2 separate regions of the Homo sapiens genome follow, and region 1 is linked to region 2. A link is an interaction called in ENCODE POLR2A ChIA-PET data of the cell type or tissue named here. Cell type or tissue: Panc1. All regions are shown on one strand. Each heading gives the region's core, and the rest is flanking DNA. Links, peaks and the distances in the headings are about the cores only.

Region 1 (17,448 bases), core at 4,458-12,457, 150 kb before region 2:
AACGGTTGGAAAGCTGAAAGCCTTCCAACGCTGCCTTGGAACTCAAGCTCTACAGGAAAGCTTGGTTTAGCCAGAGAGCTGCCCTTGCCAGAGATATGGGAGGCAGACAGGAGGCAGAGGCCATTCTCCATGGCTATAGCAGCTGATGAGTGAGCGCCAACAGATGCGGGTGTTTCGACAGCTGACCTCCAGCTTCTGCTTCAAGGGATGAGGTGGTTGAGGCAGCAGCCCTGGTAATTGTGAAAGCAGCAGCAGCCTGTTCTCTGGATGCTACCCACGGTTTGGCCTTGAAACCTACACTTGATCAGCAGCTTCCTGACTTCTGCCCCCACAGCCCCTCCTGCTTGAAATACCTAATTGTTTCTGTTTTCTGCACTTTACTCTGAGAAACAAAGATGCTTTGGATGACTAATTAACAACTTCTACAGATAAGTAGTAATATAGAGAAAATGACAGCTAATTTGGACCTGGCCACAATCACTGCATCCATTTGTTACCCTCTTACAAATTGGCCTCTGTTCCACCATCCTAATAGAAAAACCCTATCTGAGATATCCAGTGACCCCATCCTTGCAGAGAGACCCCTTAGTGACCTCTCTGCTAATTCGTTGCCCCTCCCTTCCTTAATATGGTTTCTTCCTGCATCTGACCTTTCTGTGACTACCTTCTCTTTTTCTCTGAATTATCTTTTTCCCCACCTCTATCATACTGCCTAAGTTCTTGGCCTTCTACACTTCTAACTTTGCATTCTGTCTCTTGGGAAAATACATTCATGCTTTCTTTTGTCATTTCTGATTATCTACTATGTGCTAGGAGCTACAGCCCAGGTGAAGATAAGTTGCAAGATTCTTTTAAGAGAGGAAAGTCAGTTACAGAAAAGGCACTTTCTAGTGCAATGAGCATTCTAGGGAAGGTAGCCATAAAGGGCTTTGAAAATGGACGGTAGAAAATGAAGGAGGCTTCATGAAGAAGACAGCTTGGGAGTTGAACTGGAGAGGACTTTGACAGGTGAAAACAGGCCTCAGGGAAAGGAAAACATTTTAATAGGTGGAAATAACATGAGAAGAATTGAATGGAAGTAAAAAGGTATAGGGCACGTGGGGAAATCCTACTTGCATCCATAAAGCAATCCAGTATACGGTGTGCATCACTTAATGATGGATATATGCCCTGAGAAATTTGTCCTTAGGCTATTTTGACATTGTGTGAACATCATAGAGTGCACTTACACAAACCTAGATGGTATAGCCTACTACACACCCAGGCTATATAGGGTAGCCTCTTGCTCCCAGGCTGCAAACCTGTGCAGCAGGTTACTGTACTGAATACCGTAGGCAACTGTAACACAATATAAATATTTGCATGTATATAAACATGTCTAAACATAGAAAAGGTACAGTCCAAATACAGTATTGTAATCTTATGGGGCCACCACTGTATAAGTGATCTGTCATTGACCAAAATGTCATTTTGGGTGCATGACTCTGGTTAGATTGTGAGTTCCGTGGGTGAGGAACCTGTTCACTAGCTGTCTCTCTTCCCAGAATTCAGCATTGTGCCTGGTACATAGTAGGCCCTCACTAAGTACTTGTGAATGAAAGACAAGAGAGACGAGTGGATAAGTCTAGTTCAGAGCCCAACCACTCCGTTCTGCCCACACTGCTGCAGTTATGTCAAGACAGGGAGACAGAGCCCTGAGCAAAGAACTCTAGTCCTCAGCATTTTCCATGAACCCCAGCCAGAGAGCTTCCTCCTTACTTTCCCTTCTACTCCTCTGTAGTTAAGCAATCCATTGGGTCAAAGGTACCACTAACCATCAGCTAATGTTGATGGTTCTACCTTTAAAATTTATACAGAATATAACCCAGTTCATATTCTGGATTCTGCTACAACCAAGTTCATTGCTTACATTCCACCTTGATCCCTGACAAACACAGCAGCCAGCATGGTCCTTTCAGGAACATCAGTCCCAGCACATTACACCTATGCCCTTCCCAGCCCCACATGTTCTCCAGGGCCTTACATGGTCTCCTCTGTGATATGGTTTAGCTCTGTGTTAACACCCAAATCTCATGTTGAATGTAGTCCCCAGTGTTGGGGGAGGGACCTGGTGGGAGGTTATTGGATCATGGAGGTGGATTTCCCCCTTGCTGCTCTCATGATAGTGAGTGAGCTCTCACGAGATCTTGTTGTTTGAAAGTGTGTAGCACTTCCTCATTTACTTGCTCTCTCTCTCCTTCTTTGCCATGTGAAGAAGGTGCTTGCTTCTCCTTCACCTTCCACCATGATTGTAAGTTTCCCGAGGCCTCCCCAGCCATGTCTCTTGTACAGCCTGTGGAACTGTGAGTCAACTAAACCTCTTTTCTTCATAAATTATCCAGTCTCAGGTAGTTCTTGATAGCAGTGTGAGAAGGACTAATATGCTCCACTAACTTCATGACGAGCATGTACACTCACTGCTTCAACTTCAGCTATTTCCATGCTAGCTAATTTCCTTCTCACGCATGGTGAGACATGCATTTCAATTATCTTCTTAGTTTCTTCTAACTCTTGCCTATTTACCTCATTCAAAAAATGTTATTTCCTCTCCTTTCTTGGTCCCTTTTGTGATCCAAGAAATAAGCTGTATTAAGCCTAATGAACCTAGGAATAATTTTAGAGATTTAACTACCCTGGGGTTTGCAATGAAATTAGATTAAACAAAGAACCTAGTTGGCATCCTCTGAAGTTTTTCAGAATCTTACTTCTATAGCGTATATCAGCATCCCCACAGAGGTTTCGATTGCCTCCTTCTGCTCTCCTAATAATCCTGCTATTCTTTCGAAGGCCAGCCTCTTTCAAATTATGTAATCTTTCCAAAATAACATCTTACTTAGGATTATTGTTTTTATGATTGTTTAAATAGTAATATAGAAAAATAGGGTTTTCTTATTTCTTTCCTTTGCAATAAACAATTTTCAACAGTATAATAGCTTAAATAGGTGATTGTGATGTCACCCTTAGGATATAATCACTGCTTGTCACATCGTTTCTGTAGAAAAACCAACTCACATAGGATGAAATGTGATGGGGTGAAATCATGGCAGTGTGATTTTCAAACACCAACTTGCCTTGGAAGGGAATGTGGGGATGTGCACTGCTGGAAGCCATGTGAGTTTTGAGAGTATGTAAATTCAGATGACTGGAGGGAATGTGGTGTAGTAAACAATTATGCAGTGCCTATTTGTGTGTGCATAATTGGTTGCTAGGACTGAGCATTAGTCACCAAATTACAAAAGCATGACTTTTCCTTCAGTGGATGTAGCACTTTCCCAGGATACACAGCTTGGGGACAGTAGCATGGGTTAGAGTTTTGCCCCATTCGCTCACTCGGTAGAGGTCTGTGTGCAGTGTACAATTTGCACAACTATATGTGGGCCCCTGCTAAGTTATCCAGAAAAATTGCATTCATATGATGTCCTACAAAATGCCAAAATCTACAAAGCAGTCAACCTGTATAGTCTACAGAGAAAGGAAGGACACGCTTATTCTAGTGACCCAGATTCAAATCATAGCCAAAGAAGCAGTGAGGATAAAAGGTCAGAGAAAAAAGTCACACAATCCTGGAGTTGGGAGAGAAAGAATGGGGCATGGATGAGGCAAAGGGAGACAAAGAGGAAACAGATTGGAGAGAGGGAAGAGAAAGGAAGGAAGGAAAGAAGGAAGGAAGGAAGGAAGGAAGGAAGGAAGGAAGGAAGGAGCAAAGAAGATTCATGCATAAAAAATATAAGTTATTTTTGAAACAGTCATGAACCCCCCCCCTTTTGGAGGCATTGTTGTGGGGAGACAGAGATGAGTCCTGATCCTTAAGATTGATCTACTCACATGCAAAAGAAGGAGCAAAGCAATTACACACAAACACACACACACAGACACACACACACACACACACGCAATGAGGCAGCCATCCTTATAAATTTCAAACTGGAGCAAGGCACAAGAAGTCCATATTAGTCACTATTAATAGCTATGCCAATGAAAAGTTCTTGCTTCTCAGACCAGCACACCATTCTCAGAAGCCAAAGGAGGAGAAAGCTTCAGAGAGCTAAAGTTAAATCAGTTCAGAAGAGGAAATGCTCCCAGGGATTTCACTGTTTCATTTCACAACACCTGATAAGCTGTAAACAAGAGACAGATGGGACATTGATTTTGAGTCTGTGTGTCCTTCAGATAATCTACGCAGGCTAGGTAAGATGAAAATAAAGGGACGGGCTAGGGCCGGGATTTTAGAGCTTGAAAATATTTTGCTGCCTGGGAGAGTGTCTGTAAGCAGATGATAATAATGACAGTTGGCTGTAGTCCTTGGCAGATGCATTTCCCAAGCATTTTCAGACTTAATGAGACCAGAGAGCATCCCGTGGGGCAGGACAGTCATGTTATTAGCAGATTACGGTAAGGAAATGGGGGATATCTATGGGTTCAAGTGAGCGATGGGGACACCAGAAGTAAGTATCTCAGCCTGAATCTTCACAAACACTTTTGCTTCCAACTTTCTCCCAGGAGGGGCAGGGGAAAGGGGTGGCTTGAAGTATGAATGTGATTTCAGGGAAGAGGAGAATGATTCTCCACGTGTACATTTAGTCCCTTGTCCTCATATTTGCACACATGCCCATGATGCTGCCTGAGCTGGCAGAAACCACCCCACTACAATGGGGCCTGTATATATTGTACCACTTGCACAATTATATGTGGGACCCTGCAAAGTTATCCAGAAAAAAATGTACTCATATGAACCCTAGTCATCCAGCTGCCAGCACTTTCTCAGTACCCTTCCCTGGTTTGAAGATTTCCAGATTTATGAATCCCACTTCTCCAGGAAGAAACCAGAAACTCACTTTCCTAAGTTGTCTATAGCTGGACACAAGCATGGCCCTGGCCTCCTCAGATAGACCATGCCAGACTTTGATTGTAGGAGAGCCTTGTGGAAGAAAGAGTGCGGAGTGGAGGAATTCTGATGAGGGTGACAGAGAGACACTTAGTTTGCAGAGACAAAGGTTGTGGTGGTTCCAGTGGTAGTTCCCCTGCTGTGCTGTAACAGCAGAGACTCTCCTGGAGCAATAATTGAGGTATTCTACCCAGCTCAGTAGCCTCCAAGCCTGATTGTCCAACTCTGTGTAAAAACCAATACAGTTCAGTGACTACAATTGAAGTAGCTACAGTGAATTCTGTTGTTTGCAACCAAAAACTCTTACTAATTGTCTTTGTACTTATAGGCGATGCAAAAACAAAACAAAACAAAACAAAAAACACCCAAACTTCAGTAATTAAAATGAAATTTTCATGTAATAATTTTAGAAAGGATTTAGGTATTCAAAAATGCTTTTGCAAAAAGTATAAATGTACTTATATTTTATTTTAAAATCAAAGAAACACAATCCCAGAGAAGCCTAGTCATATATCAAGCTGCTTAGCACATTAAGATTAAAATGAGAATTAGGGGCCGGATGTGGTGGCTCACGCCTGTAATCCCAGCACTTTGGGAGGCCGAGGCGGGCGGATCACCTGAGGTCAGGAGTTCAAGACCCGCCCAGCCAACATGGGAAACCCCGTCTCTACTAAAAATACAAAAATCAGCTATGCATGGTGGGTGCATGTCTGTAATCTCAGCTACTCAGAAGGCTGAAGCATGAGAATCACTTGAACCCAGGAAGCGGAGGTTGCAGTGAGCCAAGATTGCACCACTGCACTCCAGCCTAGGGGATAGAGTGAGACTCTGTCTCAAAAAAAAAAAAGAAAAAAGAAAAAAGAAAAAAAAACGAGTTAAATGCAACATTTTATAAATCAAAATTAATGCAAAAATCCATGATGAATGAACAAAATATCAAAATTTTAAATAAAGACAAGATCAGTATTACTGACTTTTTCCCTTTGTCTCAGACTCTAATATATAGTTACTTATGCTGTCTTTAGGGAACTTGCACATGTTATCTTTAAACAAATTAATAGCACAGATTAGACTACTTCGTTGCCTCTTCAAATAATCAAAGTTGAAATCTTCTTCTTCCTGGTATGTGAATCTTCTTCAGCAGAATATATAGTAGCATCTCTCGCTAGAAGCATTCCTGAGCCCACAAATTTGGATTAGATCAAAATTTCTGTGTCCAGACCTGTCTGGATCTTGCAGAAATATTAATGCTGGCAGAATCTCTAAAATAACAGAGTAAACTAAACCAAATTAAACACAAGGAGACATAAGATCAAATTTTAATGAATATTTGGGCTGCTGGCTACCCAGCACTTCTCAACAGGTGAATGCCTTAATAAATCACAAGGATGGTAGTAATTAGTGTTCATTTCACACTATATGCCAGAGGCCATGTTAGACACTTGAAACAGTGGATGCTTCTTGTCACAATTCCCATGAGGCAGGAAGTCCTATGACAAAAGTGAAGATGAAGTTCCTAGTTAAGAAGTGGCAGAGCCACATCATAAGCCCAGGGTAACAAACGCCAGGGCTGAAGTCTCCCTGCCACATCATGCTTTATTTTAAGAAAGTGGACTTTTTCTCAAGAAGCCTGAGGACCGCAAAGCATCAGGCCTGGACTTCCCCAGCAGGCAAATGGATATTGTTAGAACGATGGCTTGGGGAAAGCCACAGCTTCTCTTTTATGAGTGAAGGGAGTGGAAGGAGAGACAGCTGCAGCCTACAAGCCTGGAATCTCTGTCCCACAACCAGCATCCCTCAATTCTCCCTGCCCCGCTGAGGAGTTTGTCTAGTCCCAAAGAAGCACCTAACGTACTTTTATGCTCAATATACAATCCTAGGTGTTCTGATATGAGAAGAACTTCTTCAGAAGGTATCTTAATGCATATGGGGAAACTGAGGCCCAGGTAAGTAAAGTAATTTTCATAGAAAACTGAAACTAGAACCCAAGTCACTCAATCCCCAGTTAAGACTGAGTTCATCACACCATATGGCCATGCAGATTAAGTCCTGAACTCTGTCTACGCAAAAAACTGTGCTTCGTCACTGAGGCTGACAGACCCTCTTCAAAAGGTTTAGTCTGTACATCAAAGGTAAAAAAAAAAAAAACAACTGGCATTTTATAGGCTAAATCTAGTTTGCAGATGTAGTTGGGTTTTTTTTTTCTTGGTTTGTCAAGTGATTTTGAAAAATTTGAACTAGCTGATACAATTTAAAAATCAGGAGTTTTCACATGCAAATCCAGATTTCTGGCTCCCCTTGAAAAAAAATCCAAGATGAGGACACACTGGAACCACTTTCTCACATGGCAGCTATTGGTTAGAGCAGGTGGTGTGCTGAGCCAGATCATACTGGCTCACAAGAGCCAATGATAAAGTATTCAGAAATGCTGTGGGCCACGTGTTAAATGGTAGCTTGAAATCAGCCATAGGATCATTTACACCAGCCATGTTACCACCAGCCATGTTACCATGGAAACATGGACAATGGAAACATTTGTCCATTGTCCATCTGCTCCTGCCCCCCATTGGTCAAGGATGATGCCACCAGCAAAATTCTCTTGTTCTAGATTGCACATACATGAGTTGCCCTGGAAAATCCCAAGTCAAAGAAGCTGCACTGCAGGAAATCAGTATGGTGCAGGCCCCAGGCAAGGCATCACTGACTACACTTGCAAGAAACAAACGCCTGCAAAAATCAGGACAGGATGATTTTGAAGCTGTGCAAAACAGGTGTCTATATACTGGCTTTTTTGAATAGTGTAGCTATGAACATTCTTGTACATCTCTCTTGTGCACGTGTATATATTTCTGTCAGATACACGCCATAGGACTGGAATTGCTGGAACATAAGGCATTCACATGTTCAACCTTAGGAGAAATGGCCAAACAGTTTTCTAAAGTGCTCTCATTTATTTACATTCCCACCAGCCATAAAGGAGAGTTGTGGTTGCTTCAACATTTAGTGCTGCCATATTCTTTTTCAAACCGTCACTTAAAATATCACTTCCAAAAAAAAATAAATAAAATAAAAAATAAAATAAAATAAAATAAAAAATAAAATATCACTTCCTATTAGCTCAAGATGACTGTCAGTTTGTACCTCTTTGGCTATTTGGTATACTTAGCACCACATTTTATATCAGGCCATTTGTGTTCTGTGTCATGGCCATGGATGTGCTCACACATATTCCAGGCTGATGGGGTAAGATCAACAACTTCACACTTGACCCAAGTGGCAATCCAAAGTAAACAAGGAGGAAGGAAGAAGTCAATAAAATTCCCAAAAGAAGTCACCATAATTGATTACATTTCATTTATCAGAAAACCATTCCAAGTCTTTGACTAATTTGAGACTCCCTGTTGTGATACAAAATCTCTTCCTCTGTGAGTTATTATAATTCTTGCCAGGAATATCCAGGGACCTGCTTTTCTCTGCTCCAAGTCTCAGAGTCCAGGCTGTTTGTAACATGTAATCTATGATTGAGAAACAGGAAAAAAGGGAGACCATCTTACAAGGTCTGGTCCCAAACCTCCTTTCTCTTTAATTCCAGCCCCAAATCAACCCTACTTGACTGTTCCCTCATGCCACAAAACAACAGAGTGCTCTCATTCTGAAGTGCTTCCTTGGCTCCCACTGGTCATGATAGAATTCACTTCCCAGTAGTCGTTTTGGCCTGACCTCCAACCAGGATCACCTCCTAGGAGATGCACCAAGTCTGGGAAAATCACCCTCAAGTATCTCTGGCTTCTAAACGTCCATTCCAAAGACTGAGCAGTGAGGATGAATTAATTGCAAGTAGAAGCAGTTTCTATTTAGGAGGCCAAAGAAGCTCCCTGTGCTCTTCCTCTGCGACCTGCAGCGGACAGCCCACTCTTTGGCCATGATGAGCAGAGGCTCTCCAATCCTGCCTCTACCCTTTGTACTGTTCCAGCCAGCCCACCTGGGACAGGCATTCTTAGGTACACTGCTGGTCCATCCTGCCATACCAGACCATTCATGCCATGCCCACAGGGTGGTGTCCTGGGGGAGAGTCCTCCTCTCAAGAAAGGTGCTCTTTCTTCACCATGGGCAAAGGGAGGTCAAGCTGACCCCAACATTTTGTGTTGGCAAGCATTCAGGAGATGCTTAGTAGCTGTGAATTATCTCAACACCCCCTCACGTCCCAAGGAAGAAGTCACAAGTCATAGCATTATTCCTTTTTTTTTTTTTTTGAGATGGAGTCTCTCTCTGTTGCTCAGGCTGGAGTGCAGTGGCACAGTCTTGGCTCACTGCAAGCTCTGCCTCCTGGGTTCACGCCATTCTCCTGCCTCAGCCTCCCGAGTAGCTGGGATTACAGGTGCCCGCCGCCACACCCAGCTAATTTTTTGTATTTTTTTTTTTAGTAGAGACGGGGTTTCACCGTGTTAGCCAGGATGGTCTCGATCTCCTGACCTTGTGATCCGCCCACCTTGGCCTTCCAAAGTGCTGGGATTACAGGCGTGAGCCACCATGCCCGGCCAGCATTATTCCTTTGACATGTATTCCTTCTCCCACAGGGCAAAGCTGGCTTGCTCACGAGTGGGTCCACATATCACACACTCCAAACATGCCAATTCACCATACTTGTAGGAAGCAGGCAGCAATGAGGGTGACAGAAAGACTTGAGAGCTTCATCCAAAAACTCGTTTACTGAAATAACAGCAAATATTTATTGCTGGGCTCACTATGTATACTTACTAAGCACTTTCTATATATCTCATTTAATTCGCACAGCCCTTTGAGGCAGCTACTAGTATTAGCCCATTTCATATCTGTGTCCATGAATTCACCATTAGGAAGTGGTTAAGGTGAGATTCAAACCCAGGAAGTCGACCTCCCAAGGCCATGCTCCCAGTAGCTATAATGTAGCAGGATTTCTTACCCCGTCACCCAGCTGTGCATCCTCAGCCCCCAGCTACCTGTTTTCATCTACCTTGTTTGTGGTCCCAGCTCCCAGACTATCTTGAAAGTGTCTCCAAGGCTTTTGGTTGGGAGCCAGCCCAACCTCTTATCTTCTCCCCAAACCTCCAAGAGACTTTCTAAGATCAGAACCCTTGAAGCATTTTGAGCAGCCCAGTAGCAGAGTCCACACCAGTAACCTTCAGCTACTAGCAGAGCAGAGTCCACACAACAGACCTGAACTCCTCAGCTTCAAGTCCCAGCACCATCACCCAACAGGAGTGAACATTTAGCAGGTTATCTAAACTCTCCAAGGCTTGGTTTCTATGTCAGCACCACAGTATAATAATAATGCCTGCCTAATATGGCTTTTCATAGGATCCAGTGAGCTGATGCATGTAAAACACAGTACAGTTAAGGGCACAGTGAGTACTAGCTTTCACTAGTCATAAAACACCTGTTCAGTTTTTAGTTTTTGAAATCTTGAGGTTAGAAAGTGTAAAATGGATTCCCTTTTAATTCTGGCTTTTCTCCAAGTCTTCTTTCCTTTATCTCCATTGTATTCCCTGTTAGAAGTCTCCATTCTAATGGTGTGAGTACTCAACACAGTGCCTGGCCCTGAGCAGGCGGCAATGCCAGTGTTACTACTTCCTTCTAGCTTTTATTCTCCCTACATCATCCCGATACTAACTTATCCTTTCCCTCTTCTCTTGATATTTTTGTTCACCCTTTTCTATCTGCTTGAGGGAAGCTGAGAGACCTAGATACCATATTTAGAGTGGCTTAGGCAACATCCACAAGGCCAGAATAGCTCATCTGTCCAGAACTAAAACGAGATCCCTGCTCTGCAGACTCTTCACCCAGCCCTTTTATGAGGTATCCAGTGTCTGACTTTGGATCATGATTTTGTCTTACAGAGGGCTGTTATCAATGTCCATTAAAACCACAGAGTGGCTGGGTGCAGTAGCTCATGCCTATAATCCTAGGACTTTGGGAGGCCAAGGCAGGCAGATCACTTGAGCCCAGGAGTTTGAGACCAGCCCAAGCAACATGGCGAGACTCTGTCTCTACAAAAAATACAAATATTATTTGGGTGTGGTGGTGTGTGCCTGTAGTCCCAGCTACTTGGGAGACTGAGGCGGGAGGATCACCTGAGTCCAGGGAAGTTGAGGCTGCAGTGAACCATGATTGTGCCACTGCTCTCCAGCCTTGGCAACAGAGTGAGACCCCATCTCAAAAAAAAAAAAAAAGCACGGAGCATTTTATCAAAAAGCATCAGTAAGACATCCGTGAAAAGTTGGCTTCTTATCTCAGAAGTGTGGTTCTGTTCATGTCAAATATGCATTTTCGTATCTCTTGTAAGCACATATGATTGAGGTTAAATCTCATACTCATACTACTGCAGTGGCTCTTGATCAGGGAGAGTATCAGAATTACACTTCTGAGATTTCTCAAGATGGCTTTAAAATCACAGAACCAGGGATGTGTGTATTTTGATTCAGACACTGTTCCCACTTCCAGACCCTGCTTCTACCTTCCCAGTCAACAACCATTATCCTAGTAGCTTTTTAGATGGTGGGCATCCATCCAAATGAACAGCTCTGGAAATGAAAGCTTAAAAAATCAAAATAGGCTGGGCCCAGTGGCTCACACCTGTAGTCCCAGCACTTTGAGGGGCCAGCGTGGGAGGATTGCTTGAGCTCAGGAGTTCCCGATCAGCCTGGGCAACATAGTGAGACCCTGTCTCTAAGAGGTGGAGCACACTTGTAGTCCCAGCTACTTGGGAGCAGGAGGCAGGAGGATTGCTAGAGCCTGGGAGGTCCAGGCTGCAGTGAGTGTGTATATATATATACACACACACACACACACACACACTACACACACACACACACACACACGTATATATGTATATAGATAGTCTAATTTCTGTCCAAAGACGCTCTGTTTGCTCCTTGATTCTCTGTCCTTTTAAAATAGCCTGTCTTTCCAGTTCACACCTAAGGTTCTGACTTACTTTCTTTTCCCCAATAGTTGTCATAGCCTTCTCCAGCATGTGTTCCTTCTGTATTTCAGACATGGCAGAGGAGACACAGCAATAACTAAGTAAGTACAGCAAATCAAAGGATGGAGCCCCAAACTGAAGCCAAGTCTACTATATCTTATCAATTTACTGAATAACATTGTCTCTCTCTGTAGAGGTTACCCTTTTATGCACATAAATGTGAATTAAAACATCTCTGCCCTGCTCCATTCAGCAATACAGCTCTGCAACGATGCACGCTGCCATCCATTTCACTGGAACATTTGCCGTAAAGTTGCTTTTAAAAGACATTCTCTTACAATACTGTCAACGGCCCTTGCATTAAAAATGAGAAAAATATGGAAACATGCATTAAAATATTCAGAAATAAATGGCTTTTTTATTACATAAAAGCTCTCATGTGTCTCAAAGGTACTGAGAATAGAATACTTTATCATAAATTAGATTATTATTGCTGGGAAAAGATCTATTTTAATGCCACTTTTCTTGGGGATTAAACCAAACCCTAACAGTCCATTTGGGGGTGTTCATAAATGTGTAAGTCAAATACTGAAAAGCTTTAGTGGAAAATACATGCTGATGAAGCAATCTTGGAAAAGACAGAACACATTCTGTTTGTTCTCATGTCTGGCAGGGGGCAACTATTGCATCCAGAAAAAAAAAAAATGAAGATAATGACTTCTCTGCAACTAAGATGAAGATCCACTGAACTTTGGGGTTTGAAATGCAACGTTAGAACTTCAGACTCCCGGCACCTAGGTCTCCAGCTGCTGGGTGGTGCCAGCATCAGAGATACACTCTGCAAAACATATACTGTCTTAGGAAAAAGTGACCCTGTTGTCCTTTCAGGCCCATATTCCACAAGAAGACAAATGGAGATGTAAAAGGAAAACTGCAGCTCCGACTGAAGAGAGAGCAAGTTGTCTGTTCTGATACAGCCAGGAAATAAGATGTTCTGGTTAATATGTGCTAAAGATGTGGTGCTGACTTTCCGACTCAGAATATGATCACATGTTTTTCTCATTAAAACTATATTGAATATTATTTGACCATTGTTGAGTCAGTCATCTTGATAAATATTATCTTCGTACAGTCCTGAGCAGAGAGTCAGTGACTAGAATGCCACTGAAACCAGCTTTTTATAGGACACGGTTTTCATGGTTTTAGGGCATGGAGAAACTTGCACAGTAATCCACAGTATTCAATTATTTAGGCAGGGTAGGAGAAAAGTGATGAGCATTCATTTTGCTAGCAGTGTAACTTCCGTGGAGAAATGGTATACTGATTGTACTTCACATTCCCTATACATGATCCAGCACTGTGATCAAAGATGGAAGGAATCTCTTCATAGCTCTCCTTCCTTTCTCTTTTCTCATTTCCTTACCAATTCCCTTTATCCCTGGTCCTTTTACATCTTTATTTTTAGTCAATACCCTGTTACTCTGCTGGAAAGATCTGTGTGTGAAGCTGGATACTAAAAATGTCATGATTGCCACTTATTTGGAGGAGTAGAGTGGAGGATGTGGGCAGCATAGCAGCCCAGGCTGGAAGAGAGGAGCTGGAAGGGAGGAAGTTTGGCTGAAGGACAGGCCCCCTCAGGACTGATTTCTTGGCAGTCTATCCAAGTCCTTGGGTGTCTGCACTGGAGTTATAATAATAGCCAATATTTATTAAGCATTTTGTCAGTGCCAGGATCTGTGCATTATCTTCTTTAATCCTTACCTAACCCTGTGCAGTAGGCACTATTACCATCTCAGTTTAAAAGATGCGGGCTAAGACTCAGTAACTTTAGGTGTATGTCCAAGTTCACACATCAACTAAGTGGCTGATCCAGCTATGTTTCATTTCAAAGCTTGAACTTAGACCATCCCCCTCCAATTAATTAGCTATGCCTTCCTTCTTACACTTATCTCTTTCCTCTCTCTCCTTTTTAAGATTATAAAGACTTTGGCCAGGCACGGTGGCTTATGCCTGTAATCCCAGCACTTTGGGAGGCCGAGGCCGGTGGATTACTTGAGGTCAGGAGTTCAAGACCAGCCTGACCAACATAGTGAAACCCTATCTCTACTAAAAATACAAAAATTAGCCAGGGGTGGTGGTGGGTGCCTATAATCCCACCTGCTTGGGAGGCTGAGGCATGAGAATCGCTTGAACCCAGGAGGCAGAGGTTGCAGTGAGCTGAGATCTTGCCATTGCACTCCAGCCTGGGTAAAAGAGTGAGACTGTCACACACACACACAAACACACACTATACAGACTTTAGAAAATATGCCTCTGTGTCCTTTAAACACTATTAAAGAGCAAAATGGTAGTTCCTGGACCAAAATTCACAGGACCCAAATCCTTATTTCTATGTAGCCACCAACTCACTGTATTATCGTGACACTGGACTACTGGCATCTGTAAAATTAGGAAGTTCAACCAGATGGTATCTGAGGATGATTTGGCCTCTGACATTGGGTGAACCCCCAGCTTCTAGGAGAGGGTGTGGGGCATAACTCACCTGGGCTATTCCTACTTGGGATGTGAGTGGCAAGAAGGCAGCACCTATGATTGTAGTGACTGGATTTCCAAGCCTCCAATCAGAACACCCATTACCTGAATCACTGAGTGATAACAAGTTGTAATGGTAACATCAACCCTACTCCAGAAATTCAATGATATGGAAGGTGGGTAAATCCAGACCCACTCTCTTGTGGAGGGTGAGGCACTTCATGAACTTCTATATTTCTATCACCCTATCTCTCCTTTGACATCCAGTCCCTGAACTTCTCCTCCAGCAAGCAAAATAAAGCCAAGAGTGGTGTATCTGTCCTATTATAAAATCATACCCAGGATTCTGGACTTCTTAGCTGATTTCATCTTATTCACATGTGTTTGCATATTGCCTTTTGTTAAGTGGTTCCAAATCCAGTTTGTAAAGTATGAGATGGCCTCAATGTTCTAGGTAGGGCAAATGCATTCTCATTCAGAGCAAAGGTGACCACCATAGGAAGCAAGTTTTTAAGCCCTTCCCACTTTAGGAGAGACAGAAAACATAATTAAGCAAATTTGCCATGATGAGAGGCCTGGCTCTCCTTCCATTTAATGGGGATAGAGCACTGTGGAGAGGAAAAGTGCCAAATGGTATGTGATTTTTAAAATCTCCTACGCATTTAATAATTAATGCTCGTTTTCTTCTATTTTTCCCCACCCCCACAACTCCTTTCCCCACTCATTACAGCTCTTTGATATCCCCTCAGGAATTATGATATCTCCAGCTGTTTACATAACCAGAGATTAAGTCCAACTGAAGGAGAAATTTAGGCCACAGAAAAATCAGGATAAGAAAGCCAGAAATGTAGTTTGCCTTGGGGTCACATTCTGAGATTCAGTCATAGCAGCCTCAAAGAGCATTGAGCAAAAGTTTTTTGGTGGACTCATGAATTGGAGGTGAGAGTGGTTGACTGCTATTTGCAAAGCTGGATTAAGTGAAAGCAAATGGTAACTGACACAAGCCTCCTTTCTGGAAGGAATCTGCTGTGCATGAGAGATAAGATAAAGCTCTAATAAAAATACTGACTTAGTTTCTGCCCTTTTGTGCTTACCTGCTCTGCTCCGCGTTATCTCATTTTTGTAGGCTTGACCCTGCTGCAGTTTGCAAGTTTCTAGATGAATAACTGTTGCATCTTTGTACGTGGTGGGTTTCGTGCATGGAATTATGTTGCCCAATCCATTGCCTCTCCTCCCCCATTGCCCCCACCCTTTCCCTGCTCTGACTTGAGCCAGCCCGATGCTGAGGCCAAATAAGCCATTACTTTAATAAGCCATTATTCACAATGGATTGGAAAGATAAGGAGCCCCACAGTGAGCTGACATCGGCCTTGTATTCCTAATCAGGAAATAGCAGATAGGGGATGTGCATGGGACGGCGGGTTTGCAGCAAGAAAATTTTGGGGCACTTCTTGGGTGAAAGGGGAGGTGGGAGGGGCCGGGCAGGCCCAGGCAAGGACAGCTGCTCCAGTGGACAGTCTGAGTCAGTGCCTCTCGACCTCTATCTGGGTGTAAGAGAATCATTTGTGTTGCTTATGAAAATGCAGATTCCTTGGCCTCAGCTCCAGAGATTCTGATTTGGTCCATAGGGAGTGGGTTTCAGATAATTCTAATGCAGGCAGCCTAGGATCAAAAACACTGCTTAAGGGCAATGGGCTACCTGTACCAAGAAGGGTTAAGGAGGAGGAAAAAGAGCAGAGAGTAGAAAAGTGCAAAGGTACCTGAAGGCAGCAAAAAAGTAAGGTCTTTGGAGTCAAACTTAGATTCCAATCTCAGGAGCGTTCCCCCTTAATCTTTATGAACATTCTTCCCCACATATAAAATAAGGGGAAATAGCAATGATAATAATAGTTCATATGCAAGGGTTCTTATAGCCCAGGGTTACATGTTTTAGTGGGTTAGCTCATTTATACCTCATCACACTACAAAGAGGACATAGCATTATTCTCATTTTATACCTGAGGAAACCGAGGCACAGATGGAGTGTTAAACTGGCCTAAAAGGCCACACCGCTAACAAGTGCTGGAGCTGTGATCTGAACCCAGGGAGTGTAAGTTGGGGAAATTGGGGGAGAAAATGTACAGGAAATATCTGGCTGCTGCCTGACACACAGGGCTCAGGTTTGTGTCCTTCCTTCCCAGCGTTGCTGAGAGGTGATCAACTGGCCACATATGTTGATCAGCTGCCTGTTCCAGTAGAACTCTACCATAATTGCTGGAGGATTGAGGTGGTAGGGGGAGGGAAGGAGCACTGGATCTGAAGACACATCCTGGAGCCTCAGTTACCTCATCTCTAACGTGAGGACAGCAATGTCCTTACATCACAGCATGTGATGTTCAAATGAGCTCATGCCTGTGAAAAGTATTTTATAAACAGTATTTAGTACAAATATCCATTGGATTATGAAGATGAATACGGGCCCAGTCATTGCACAGAACAGCCCAAAATATCTTCTTCAGGTGTCATTCCCCTCTCTTTTAGTGACTCCTGAGTGTCTCTTGGATAAAATAAGAATATGTGCTAATGTGTTTTCGGATAGTGGCTTAGTCTTTCATACCTAAAGGGGCCTGGTTCTGTTGTGGGTGGAGAAGGAGGGAATTTAGGTGAAAATGTTGAGGTTGCTCCTTAGGAAAAGAAGGAAGACTTTGTCTTTTCATATGTGTGTGTGTGTGTGTGTGTGTGTGTGTGTGTGTATACATATATATACTTTAATTATATATACTTTATATATATATACTTTAATTATATATATACTTTAATTATATATATATATACTTTAAATATATATATATATATATATATATATATATATATATATATATATATATATATATACTTTAAGTTCTGGGGTACATGTGCAAAATATGCAGGTTTTTTACATAGGTATTCATGTGCCATGGTGGTTTGCTGCAGCCATCAACCCGTCATCTACAATAGGTATTTCTCCTAATGCTATCCCTCCCCTTGCCCCCGAACCCGACAGGCCCCAGTC
Region 2 (8,000 bases), core at 1-8,000:
TTGTATTTTTAGTAGAGACAGGGTTTCACCATATTGGCCAGGCTGGTCTCGAACTCCTGACTTCAAGTGATCCGCCCGCCTCAGCCTCCCAAAGTGCTGGGCTTACAGGCATGAGCCACTGTGCCCAGCCGACTAGTGCATACTATTTGTTCGTTTCTAGTGAAAGATGCTCACTTAATGATAACTGGTTGTATATAGCAGCACCTTGGCTCTGAATCTGATCACTGACGTTGTGGCTAACAATATTTAACCTTTGGCTGATGAAGATCAAGTTGCAGCCTACACCCACATTTTGAAGTTGCTTAAATTTGGACTACTCAGGAGACACACAGATTCTACAGATGTGAGCCAGTCACAGAACACTAGGGCTTATTCATTTTCAAAGTTTCCAATTTTTAGTTCAGTGCTTCGTACATAAAAGAGGCTCACAAATGGCTTTTGAGTAATGAATGAATACACAAACGAATGAATAATTATGGTAACTATTTTTGCTCATGAGAAAAGGTAATTAATTATAAGAAGAGTAAGTATTGTGCCAAATCTAGGATAAATTTTAAATAACACAATAGCCTTAAAATTAAACAAGAGTTCTTTTTTTGTTCTGTGGAGATTTAGCAAGTTAGATCTACTTTTGTCTGAATTATACATGCTGAAAAAATGGCATCTTCAGACACAAATTGGCTAACGTTATTAAGTAACTTTGTCCTTTAATTAGGCAAGTCACTGAATCTCTTTGTTTTCTTGTCTCCTGCGATAGGTGAACTCTAAGTTCTAAAGTGTCCATGAATCTATTCACTTATAAATATGATGCTTTGTACTTTTTTTTTCTTGCAACACCGGGAAAGTGCATAATGTTCATTCTAAAACCCAGTCTAAGTCCAGACCGAAAAAGCCTCAGGAAAGCACAGAATTCCAACATGTTTTGCAAGAAAATCCTCACTCATTAAAGGTATGCTCATAAGAGGAAAACAAGAACTCTATTATATTTTCCTACAGAAGAACTGTATGAAGTCCTCTCCACAGAATCTCAGCAAGAACAACACTCTCTTCTGGGACAATCTTGATGAACATGGGCTACCTTGGGAACTGGTGACTTGGGCAGGTCCCCTAATAATCTTTAGGTACCATTATAAGCCAACACTTACATGTACTTATTAAATAGCAGCCACTGTTCTAAATGCTCTACTTAGACAAATTCATTTAATCCTAACCATAGCCCTAAGAACTGGGTGGGATTATTATCTTCATTTTACAGACGGGCAAGTTAAGGTATAGCATGCTTAATTATCTAACTGTTATGGACCTATTAAATGGTGAGGAATCAAGATAGTATGGGTCCAGAATCTCTGCTGGTAACCCCTCTGCTATACTGCCACTCAGGATATCATCTAGCTATTGACGAAGGCTGAAACAAACTAAGTCAACTAACACTTATCGGGAGTCCACCATATTAAATGCTGTAAAGAACTAAGGGGGAATAAAATGATGAGGGCCTCATTACTGCACTTACCCAGCTAACAAATAAGCAACATACTCTAGGCAGAATGAAATGAATATTAGAATAAAGATTCTTCGGAAAGAGGAGGTAGAATTTGATATAGCCTTGAAGAATAGGATTTTAATAGATAGAGTGGAAAGACAACATTTCAGATTCAAGCAACAGTGCGATTTTAGGGTGTGCCAATTAGGCTTGTCTGCCCAGATTGTAAGACACACAGTAGGGCAGCGGTCCCCAAACTTTCTGGCACCAGGGACCAGTTTCCATGGGAGAAAATGTCTCCACGGACTGGGGTTGTGGAGATGATGGTTTCAGGATGAAACTGTTCCACCTCAGATCACATCGGGCATTAGATTCTCATAAGGAGTATGCAACCTAGATCCCTTACATGTGCAGTTCATAATAGGGTTCACACTGCTATGATAATCTAATGCTGCTGCTGATCTGACAGGAGGTGGAGCTCAGGTGGTAATGCTCGCTTGCCTGCTTCTCACCTCCTGCTGAGCAGCCTCCTGCTTCTCACCTCCTGCTGAGCAGGGTTCCTAACAGGCCACAGTCCAGTGAACCCTGCAGTAGGGGATGACATCTGGCTCTTGAAGAGTCTCAATGCTGTGCTGAGTCTAAATGTCATTGTGTAGGCAATAAAGACTAATTTGACTTTTACTTTGGAGTATAACTCGAGATAGAATGGTGGGCTATAATCTGAGCAAGAAGAATGAGAAATTAAATCAAGGCAGTTTCAGTAACAAGTGTAAAAATGGGTGATGTGGTACCAGGGTGTTGCGATATGGTGCCCAGACCTCCCCTTCAGTAATAATGATCAGATTATCCAAGTCACTGGGAATGCTGCCAAAAGAGGGCCTTCGGCCAAGGTCATGACCTCTTCCTGGGATGGTGGCATCAATGACTGATCATCACTGGGGATATAAAGGCCCCTACCTCTCACCACAGCTCAGGACAGCTCTGAAGGGCCATCTCAGCCTCAGAACTCACCACATTGTAGTTGAACTTCTTTCTCTGCCCAGTTGTGCTTTCTTTCCTTCTCTTTGACAAACTACTGTCTCAAGAGCACTCCCAATAAACCTCTCCCACACTAATCTCTGTCCTAGAGTCTGTATCCTGGGACGCTCAACCTGCTTCTGATGGCTGTAAGGTGCATTATAAAAACAAAACCCCCAGTTGGGCATGTATGCACGAATGTAGCAAATGAAGGAGAAGAAAAAGTCATAGATGATGCCCAACCAGCATAGCTAGGAGGGTGGTCTTAGCCAGCATGGTCACTCCCTACTCAGCCCCTCAGTGCAGTGTCTCTTCTTGACCCCTATAATCTACTCCTCACACATGTGGCAGAGGGATTCATGCTCCAAATCTTGCCATCATGTGCAGAAGAAATTCAAGAGTCCTTTATCCTGCCTACAACATCCCACCTAATTGGCCCCCCAGATACCTCTCCAACCTCCCCATGCTTCTGGACTCCAGCCACACTGACCTCCTTGCAGTTCTGGAACATGCCAACCATGTGCCTGTTGGTCCCCCAGAAACTCCCATAGGCCCTTGTCTCATTTCATTTAGCCCTCTCTGCTCAAAAATTCCTTCTCAAGAAGGCCTCCTCCAACTACTCCATTTAGCATAGAAACCCCTGTCATTCTCTATCCGTTTAAACCCACTTAATTTTTTTCCAAAGCACTTATTTCAAGTTGCCATTGGTACATTATTTACCTATGTGTTTATGCATGGTCTCTTTCTCTCTCTAGAATGAGAGCTCCATGAAGGCAAGAACTTTATCATCTTCACTGTTATATCCCTGGTCAGGCACATAATTTGTACATAAGTTAATGAAAATGAGAGTCATAGGAGAAGTGTGTTTTCAGCAGAAAATATCAGTTCAATTTTGAATAGGTTGAATCTGAACAGCCTTTACAACAAAGCAGTCAGATCAGATGTTTAGAAGACAGTTACTCATAGTACCCAGTCTCTGTGAGGTGTAGGGAGAGAATGAGCTAGAATGGCAGTTCCTAAGTTGCTCTGGGGGAATATTAACCTCATGGCAGGCTCTTTGAAATACAGAATGGTTGGGCCAGGTGGTGGCTCATGCCTATAATCCCAGCACTTTGGGAGGTTGAGGTGGGCAGATCACCTGTGGTCAGGAGTTCGAGACCAGCCTGGCCAACATGGCAAAACCTCGGCTCTACTAAAAATACAAAAATTAGCTGGGCATGGTGGCATGCCCCTGTAGTCCCAGCTATTTGGGAGGCTGAGGTAGGAGAATTGCTTGAACCCAAGAGGCGGAGGTTCCAGTGAGCCAGATCATGCCACTGCACTCCAGCCTGGGCAACAGAGTGAGACTCAGTCTTCAAAATAAATAAATAAATAAATAAATAAATAAATAAATAAATAAATAAATACAGAATGGTCATATTCCTTCAATGAAATAAAAACCAAACAGCTTTAATAAAAGAAAAATTAATAAACAAATAATGGATAAGAGGGAGATGAAGAGAAACAGAATGAGAGACAGAGAAACGAAGGGGATTTATTGGCTCATGTAACAGCAATGTCCAGAGGTTCAGGCTGGACAAGATCCAAGGACTCCAACAGTGATCCCAGAATTTGGTCTGTCTCCATCTCTCAGCTCTGCTAGTCACTTCTCTGAGGGTCTGCATTCTCAGCCAGGCTCTTTCCAAACAGACCACATGGAAAGTAGATCACCAGAATTGGTTCCAATTCCTTCCTTTCAACGAACGCAGTGAAAGATGGTGCCTCTTCCACAACAGTTCTTTAAAAAAATCAAAGGAATTGGACCTAAGGAGCTGGTCTGGCTTGAGTCCTAGGCCCAGAGGGATAAATGGTCTGATTCACTTAGACTGGGTCATCTCTGACACTGTGCGCTGCAGGTTCCCAGGAGCTGATGATGTGCCTCTCTTCCCAACTCCATGTTTAGTGATTTCACCTTGGTAGCTTAAAGTTGGCCATGGTAAAAGTATTTACACCATGGAAAATGTCAAATGCTACAAATCAAGGATTTTCTTCTTTTTTTTTAGAATTGGTTTTTAACACTTACCAATGAATCACTTGTCATATGAACATTTCTAAAGCCAGGAATGGGGGACAGATTCACCAGAACTCAGGGACTAAGAATGAGGAATAGGTTCCCTAAAGGACAATCAAGATATTGTTACCAGGAAAAGGGATGACTGTTGGGAAGCGTCCTCCCATATATTATATTATTACATTACATTATGTTATAATTGAGGATCCACAATGAACTAAGGGTTCTAAAAAGGCCTGTGACTTATAAAGCTGTTTAACTCAGTGTTATCCAACCTTCTGTGATTAGAAAGTCTCCTTTTTCATAAACTTCTGATTAACTTCTCAATGCCTTTGGAAAATAGTGAACAAGAGTATAGAGATATTAATACAAAAGAAGGGAACTAACAATTTATATGTAGATCTATTGCTGTGTTAGTGGCTGGGGGAAAAAAGATTCTTAATGTTTTCCTCTCCCTTGAATGGCAAATAGAAAATGCCTAAAATGAAGAAAATATTGATTTTAAACCAACTGATACGTCTGCAAACTTTATTTTAACTTTGAGCCACTGAAAGGGATTTAAAATCAAAGGAACAATATATTTCCTATATCTTTTAGGCTGAATATTATATGTTAATTCTAATATTTTTATGAGCTGTAATTAACCTTCGGTCATTGAGAAATCAAATACTCAGGCTTTTAAGCTTATATCTAAAACTTCATCTAGTGCTATGATAGGAAGAAAAAATGAAAGACAGAAAGCAATAAAAATTAATTTTAAAATAGTTTCTTTTTTTCTTTTCTTTTTTGGCAACTCAGGCTAATCAAGGACATTCTGACCATGTTTTGAGAGTCTTAATACGTAAGCTTCATCAGAGTCTTCATAAGACAAAGGGCTTTGTCTCACTCACTGTTGTTTCCTTAGCATGCATATGTATTAAGTACTCAATAAATATTTGTTGAACACTAAGTTTTAAAAATCAACAATGGGGCTGGGAGCAGTGGCTCACGCCTGTAATCCCAGCACTTTGGGATGCCGAGGTGTGGGGGATCACCTGAGGTCTGGAGTTCGAGACCAGCCTAACATGGAGAAACCCTGTCTCTACTAAAAATACAAAATTAGCCAGGCATGGCAGTGCATGCCTGAAGTCCCAGCTACTTGGGAGGCTGAGGCAGGAGAATCACTTGAACCCGGGAGGTGGGGGCTGCAGTGAGCCGAGACTGCGCCATTGTACTCCAGCCTGGGCAACAAGAGCGAAACTCCGTCTAAAAAAAAAAAAAAAAAAATCAACAATCATGACAGAGGTATATTTTATCCACTTGATGCTTTCTCATATACATCATCTCATTTCATATGTTTTGTGGACATATGAAGGCACTGTCTGCCCTTCCCACCTTCCTTCATGTAGGAATTTACCTTCCCCCAATAGCTATGTCACCATCCGGGACTTTATATTCTTTTACGTGGCCTTTCTCCCTTCCCTTTTTGCCTAAATTAGTTAGGCAATAGCTATGCTGCCATTTGGGACTTAATATTCTTTTTCATGATATTTCCCCCTTCCTTGTTTGCCTAAATTAGTGAGGGCTGTATTTCTACCACTTGCAGGAAAGGAATCTTCATTGAACAATTTTCACTGTTATATCTGTTATACTGAAAACTATATTAATGGAATACTGATATGCTTTGTTCTTCAACTGAAAATTTTTATTTTCTAAAGATAAAGTATTAAACATCCAAGGCTCAATACTGAATATAAGTCTAGTATAATTTCAACAAATTCCTTACTAAACTGCTGTGCAAAATAAAGATGAAAGCTCACACCTGTAATCCCAGCACTTTGGGAGGCCAAGGTGGATGGATTGCTTGAGGCCAGGAGTTTGAGATCAGTTGGCCAATGTGGCGAAACCCTGTCTCTACTAAAAATACAAAAAATTAGCCAGGCATGGTGGCAGGCGCCTGTAATCCCAGCTACTCGGCAGGCTGAGGCAGGAGAATCACTTGAACCTAGAAGGTGTAGGTTGCAGTGAGCCGAGATTGCACCACTGCACTCCAGCCTGGGTGACAAGTGAGACTCTGACTCAAAAAAAAAATATATGTGTGTGTGTGTGTGTGTGTGTGTGTGTGTGTGTGTGTGTGTAGTGTGTGTGTATATATATATTGTGTGTATATATATACATATGCATATGTATAACACTCTCTAAATCCAATGGAGACAAAAATAACACTCTCTAAAGCCAATGGAAGTGTCTAGGGATGCTCCCGGCTGTTGGTGGTTTTGAATATAACATCACTTTCAGGTTGAAGAAAGGAGTAACCCACCAGAGATGAATAGCAGTATGAGAATCCAGTCATGGGGGACTGGGTGTGGTGGCTCACACCTGTAATCCCAACACTTTGGGAGGCTGAGATGGGAGGATCCTTTGAGCCCAGGAGTTTGAGACAAGCCTGGCAACATAATGAGACCCTGTCTCTACAAAAAATAAAATTAGCCAGGCATGGTGGTGTGTCTGTAGTCCCAGCTACTTGGGAGGCTGAGGTGGGAGGATCACCTGAACCCAGGAGGTCAAGGCTGCAGTGAGCTGTGATGGTGCCACTGCACTCTAGCCTGGGCAGTAGTCTAAAAAAAAAAAAATCCAATCATGGGGTCTCAAAGCAGAAGAGTAGTGTGGGGAAGGGGGATGGGCTGATCCTACAGAGACACAATTCTGCACTCAAACAACACCCGAAGGAAAGAGCAAGTCTCTATCTCAACTAGCAATACAATCTGAAACAGGAATGCAGGAGAGAAAGAGTTAGATTCAACCCTACAGAGACAAAGGACAGGAGCCATTTGGACTAAAGAGAGACAGAATTCAGAGCATGTCCTTTGGGTTGAGAAGAGCCTTTGACAGCACTCAGTCAAAACCCAACTTTGTCAAAGCCTCACTCACAGCGGCACTACGGTGTAGGTGAGATCCTAGTGAAGCTCCTGAAACTAGAAGTGGCAGGAGAAGGTTCAGTGGCCAGCACTGAAGTGGAACATAGCGTTCAGGAATGAGGAGTGTGGGCTTTGGAGCCAGACTGCCATGGTTTGAATCACACTGTTGTCAGTAACCGTGTGGCCTTTGGCAAGTTAGTGAACCTCTTTGCCTGATTTGTAAATGGAGATGACAGCCCTCCCTGTAACTTGCAGGATTGTAGGGAGGATGGGCTGAGTTGGTACACAGTACCTGGCATGCCGTAAGTGCTTAATAAATGTTCAATGTTTTCTAGTGATTATGAATTCTGAGCCCCACTTTTAGCCAACATCTTCTAAATCATTATAAATTATGATGACTTTGGAATTAAACAGACTGGTGCATTCATATCTTTGTTATTTTACTCCTTTGAGCTTTGGTCTCTTCACCTGTAAAGTGAGACTAATATCTACATATATAAAACACAGAGAAAGTGCCTAGCATGGGGACTCTTTATGTTAATAACCAATTAATATT

What was found. ChIA-PET counts read pairs that join two places held together with the same protein. Peaks named below come from ENCODE experiments on the same cell type or tissue, not always from the same donor. Only the 100,000 strongest peaks of a DNase experiment are listed, where the experiment ranks them.
Region 1: POLR2A ChIA-PET joins it to region 2 with 5 read pairs; 3 of 35 experiments call an interaction of 5 or more read pairs at or near these places.

What each region holds. Positions count from the first base shown.
Region 1 is chr5:38,705,887-38,723,334 of GRCh38, reverse strand. The region is part of intron 3 of OSMR-DT (OSMR divergent transcript); the gene reads left to right. LINC01265 (long intergenic non-protein coding RNA 1265) reads left to right here and starts at 3,062. Exons shown (of 5, transcript NR_104631.1): 1 at 3,062-3,150; 2 at 6,805-6,870; 3 at 7,533-7,695; 4 at 11,915-11,986; 5 at 12,559-12,968. In Panc1, for the core only: no CTCF peak of the experiment used is centred there; no DNase peak of the experiment used is centred there; H3K27ac peaks cover 1,501 bases.
Region 2 is chr5:38,563,400-38,571,399 of GRCh38, reverse strand. The region is part of intron 1 of LIFR-AS1 (LIFR antisense RNA 1); the gene reads right to left. It also overlaps a transcript of LIFR not described here. Among named protein-coding and RNA genes, the nearest start is that of MIR3650, 9.8 kb to the right of the region's middle. In Panc1, for the core only: no CTCF peak of the experiment used is centred there; no DNase peak of the experiment used is centred there; H3K27ac peaks cover 432 bases; H3K27me3 peaks cover 208 bases.